Linked DNA regions of Mus musculus: region 1 is linked to region 2. A link is a loop called in an ENCODE intact Hi-C map of the cell type or tissue named here. Cell type or tissue: gastrocnemius. All regions are shown on one strand.

Region 1 (2,500 bases), 48 kb before region 2:
AAATTAACAATGTTCTGGGCCCCACTTGACAGAGGTTGGATTTCACATCAGACACTTTTGCAGAGCAGGCATTTCTTGTCATCCGTTATACTTGATACTAGAGAGCAAAGTCATGCATGGCTTTAAGGGCTCCTGACATTTTACTACTCATTTAGACAAAGAATGCTGCTGACTTTTGGACAGACAACTGATTGGAGTAAGTACAGTGCTGGCCTCCTACAATGTCATTTATCAGGAACTATTTTCTTCCCTTTCCTGATACACAAGAAAAGTCCCTCATTCTGGACACTGCCCTAGAAAAGGAGATGTTAGTCACTCTGTGCTCTACAATGCTCACGTTATATAACTTCAAACTGTTGCTTCCTGCTACTTCTAAATTGTTTGTTTTACTTTTTATAGGTCTCTATTTTTGTTCCTCTTTGATGTCATTTACACAAAACCTCACAGTAATTGTGTAAAAGAAAGAACTCACATGGTCACTAATTGAGATTAAGTTTTTTTCTTGGAATTAAATAACTGTAACAGAAAAAAGGTATGTTTTTTTATACTTCCCTAAAGTTTGTATGGTTAATTTATACCTAAAGATAACTCTATCTGGCTTACACCTGGATTTACAACAGCTTGACCGATGTGAGAATGATCAGGCATCAAACATCCAGAATTTTCTTCTAGTCTAATACTTTGAAAGATACATTTAAAAGATTTAGCTATGGAGCTAAGTACAAAATCAAAGCAATAGTCCATGAAAGTAAAGCAGACCTCAGGAAACAGGCTTAGCAATGCATGAGACTCACCGGTTGTCAGTGCTGTGGGCTGGGAAATGTGGGTAAAGGGCGCAGAGAAGGGCAGCAATGGATGAGTTGGATGTGCTCAAAGAGTACCTGCAGAGCAAATTCAGTGGGAGAGACGCTGTTAGTTTCCTGGACATATCTTCAAGGCATGCTTGGGGTGGAAGAGTGGGGTTCTATAACAAGGTACACTGGTAAGATGCCATGATAAGCAAAATATTCTTGGTGGGGAACACATCTCTTCACAGTTAGTCCTTACATCACTTCCAGATTGACTACTATTCAAAGCAGAAGCCATTCTACAAATGTTAAAACAACCCAGGAATAAGCAAGGTTTACCCTAAAATAGTACAGAGGGAGGACAATGAAGTATTTTATTACTTGATAAATCAAAATTCAAAGATGAATATTCATATATTAACATTAGAAACTTGGGGATAAACCCAACATTGCAGGATGTTATAAATATCAATATTATAGAAAACATATGACAATGTAAAAATAAAACAACTACTAAAATGCAGTGCCAGTGACTGGAGAGATGGCTCATTGCTTAAGAGTTTGAGCTGCTCTTCCAAAGGACCCAGGTTTGGCTCTCCGCCAGTTTGTTGGGTAGCTCACAACTGGGTGTAACCCAAGCTCCAGGGGATCAAACAGGCACCAGTACTCATTTGCATAAACCCTAACAAAGACAAACATATACACACACACAAACATATAATTAAAAATACAATATTAAAAAAAATAAAGGCAGAAGCTCAGTTAAAGAAAAGTGATTCAATCTTAAAGAGAAGCAAGGAGTCACACCATGTGTAGTGACAAAAATGTGACTATGAGCGTTCATTAAATGCAGGTACTTAATTGAAAGAAAATAATTCAAAAAGTCACAAAATACTAAAGAATTCTTACAGCTAACATTTCTTTACCCATCCTTGTTGGCTCTTTTAATTTTTATTGGTGCACCAAGAATTCACAGGTTGGGCCCTGTCCATGATAGGCAAATGCTTTATGATTTAGCTACAGCCCCAACCTTTAAGTATTCATAATTCCAAATTAATAAAAAGAAGCAACTGCCACAAACTATATTAAGAAATACCCATCTTGCTCATAATCTCTACCACACAAGGCACCACATAAGTATAGCAATAGCTGAAGACAACATGGCAAGGGACTTCAATCCTCTGCTGCAGGTGCCATCAATACAGTTCTAATTAATGTTCTATCCAGTTATTTACTATGAAAAATGACAAATTCCAACATTTGTATGAAAAAAGCCAACAAGAGAAACACGTAGTTTTCAAAGTGAACAAACAGATAACATATATAGCTCTCCCTCATGAACTCTTTTATTAAAGGACAAACAGAACAAAAACACTCATCACCTTCCTCCTCCCAAAAAGAGAAGGCCCAGGGCCATGTGGTGGGCCAAGTGGAAGCCATAGTTCATCTCTCCACCAGTCTTCATGTGCAGAAAGCGACAGAGCTGCAACACCTTCAGGTTCCCAGAGCCAGCCATCACCATGGCAAGAGACAGCAGGACCACACTCAGGCAGGTTTCGAGGTTATAGGGCCCTGTCTGGTGACACAAAAACATTACCTAGTGTTACAACTTTCTTCATTACCAAAAATATCTGAACTTGGAAGATTACAAATGTTTGTAATTTTCAAACTAAATCTTAAAAAAAAAAAGAACACTATGGAGCAATCTAACA
Region 2 (2,500 bases):
CAGGCCCAGTGTCTTGCTCCCCCTCCTGCTATCTATGTATCAGAATGTAAAGTTCTCAGCTACTGTTCCAGCACCAGGTCTGTCTGCTTCACACCAACATGATAATGGACTGACCCTCTGAAACTGTAAGCAAGCCCTAATTAAATGCTTTCCTTCTTAAGTTTTGCTGTAGTCATGATGTGTTTTCACAGCAATAGAAGCCTAACTGTAACACTACAGAAATAGACTTTTAACCCAAAACTTCAAATACCTCAAACCTCAAAGATCTTTATTTTAAGGTTTATTTATTTAAACATTTATTTATTTAAACAGCTACATTGTAGCTATTTTCAGACACACAAGGAGGAGGCATCCAATCCCATTACAGATGACTGAGAGCCACCATGTGGTTGCTGGGAATTGAACTCAGGACCTCTGGAAGAGCAGCCACTGCTCTTAACCACTGAGCCATCTCTCCGGCCCTGAAGATTACTATCTTAAAGAAATATTTGATGACAAAACATTTTTATGATCACTTTAGTATCAATAATTTATTCTTCTAAAATTAAGGTGGTATAAATATGTATCTCTACATAGATTATGTGCTAGTACCATACCTAAAATTCACACATATTTGACAAGCACTCTACCACTGAGCTAGACCACCAGGCATAACACTATATATCTTCCAAAAGCAATAGTAATATTTTTCTTTGAACATAAAATTATATCTACCAAACCTTATATTCGGAAGTGTCTCAGTCCATAAGTGATCAATGCACAGCTCAGGAACAATTGGCTCTGTTTCTGGTGCCAAAAATGAGTCGTTGAAACTGCCACTCGGAGAGTGAGAAATGCTGTGTCTCTTTGGTGACTGACTGTGGCTTGAAAGGTTGAATCTTTGCGCCCCTGAGAAAGAGTGCACACCTAAGGCAGGAGAGTGAGCACGACTGCAAAATAACCAGGGAGAGGGTGTCACGATGAGCAGCTTGCGTTTCTAACCCATGCCAACAACAGTCTCCACTCCTACCCACACACAGGAAGCACTTACAGTACAATCTTAGTGGCATATACATTTTCAGAATTGAATAGCTATTTAAACAGTTTGAACTAATGCATTTTATGATAGCCTAAAACTGTATTTAGAACCTGTGTTAAAATGCACTCATACCAGGCATAAGGGAGCAAGGCTTTATTTAATCCCATCACTCAAGGCAGAGACAGGCAAATCGAGTTCTAGGCCAGCTTGATCTACATACTGAGTTCCAGGACAGCCAAGGCTACACAGAAAGGAGATACACACACACACACACACACACACACACACACGACACAATGAATATTTGAACTATATTTTCTGAATAATAAACTCATTTTCAGTTGTAAATGTGTAGATATGAAAATTATTCATTATTCAAAAAGGTCTAAAGTATGTTGCTGTACTTCCAGACACACACAAACTAGCAAAACTGTCCATACAGGACCATCCATGTACATCTACGTCAATAAAGACATATAAGTATACATATTAATCATCAAAAATAAAAAATTATAAATTAAGGTTTAAAAAACTAACAAAATATTTGTAGAATGAAATGTTCATTCAAGCGCTGACACCTCATGGGAGAAACAAATTAACGTTACAGCAGCAATGAACAGGATCTAAGTGTGATACTGGAAACTGAGGCATCATGAATTCACAAGTCCTAAAGTAGTCATAGTTGGGTTTCTGCCTGCTCCCCCTAAAAACTATCCAAGAGTTGTCAATAGAAACCTTAAGTCCTTCAAAATATAAGAGAGCTAAAATAGCAGGTATCTGTTGCTTCAGTTATCTTGTTTAAAACAAAGACAGACATCCACCTTAGAGCCGCCATGTTGGAAATGGAAGGCGACCGAGAGTGTAGACTGGGCGAAGAGGTTGAGCGACTCTGGCTGTGAATGGAAGAGTAATTCTGGAACGGCGAAGCCACAGGGGATTCGCCTTTGGAGAGGCTTCTGAGATGTGCTGTCAGGGAGCTGCTAGTAGTTGCATTCTGCAGGGTCCCTGCCTGCTCAGGGAACTTTAAAACAGCATTCTCTTCCTTAAGTCAAAGGAATGGGAAAAATAAGAAAACAATCAGAACAAAGAGGTACTTTGCTTGAAATTACCTTGAAAATGAATGTAGATGGCAGATATTAAAAACAAAGGGCTTGTTCTTTACCAAAGAAACTCAACTGATCTCAAAGTGCTCAGTGCAAGTGTTCAGGGTTCGCTATCTGTCATGGGACGCAGCATGATCAGTCACCCTTACCTCTGGCTTTACCCTCCGCAGAGTCCACACAGAATGCACATTCTGAACAGCATCATAGGTCATGACAATGGAGGGGTCAATGTTCAGAAACACAATTTTCACTGCTGGATCTACAACATACTGTACCCGTGATGAGCCAAAAAGACCTAAAAATCAGAATGGAAATGACCAGGGACAGAATATCAGCAGGTTTACAGTCTTAAAATGAGTTCTTGAAGAAGAATATTCTC

Evidence for each region. Hi-C counts contacts between places; a loop is a spot of excess contacts. Peaks named below come from ENCODE experiments on the same cell type or tissue, not always from the same donor. Only the 100,000 strongest peaks of a DNase experiment are listed, where the experiment ranks them.
Region 1: a loop joins it to region 2, with 2.1 times the contacts of the local background. A loop is called at or near these places in 13 of 42 quality-filtered maps.

Annotation. Positions count from the first base shown.
Region 1 is chr2:128,626,327-128,628,826 of GRCm38, forward strand. Anapc1 (anaphase promoting complex subunit 1) reads right to left here. Exons shown (of 48, transcript NM_008569.2): 38 at 2,171-2,364; 39 at 795-881. Among named protein-coding and RNA genes, the nearest start is that of Gm39929, 22 kb to the left of the region's middle. In gastrocnemius, no CTCF peak of the experiment used is centred here; a DNase peak (open chromatin) is centred at 1,384.
Region 2 is chr2:128,673,832-128,676,331 of GRCm38, forward strand. It overlaps Anapc1 (anaphase promoting complex subunit 1), which reads right to left. Exons shown (of 48, transcript NM_008569.2): 8 at 2,271-2,416; 9 at 1,840-2,060; 10 at 720-929. Among named protein-coding and RNA genes, the nearest start is that of Anapc1, 12 kb to the right of the region's middle. In gastrocnemius, no CTCF peak of the experiment used is centred here; no DNase peak of the experiment used is centred here.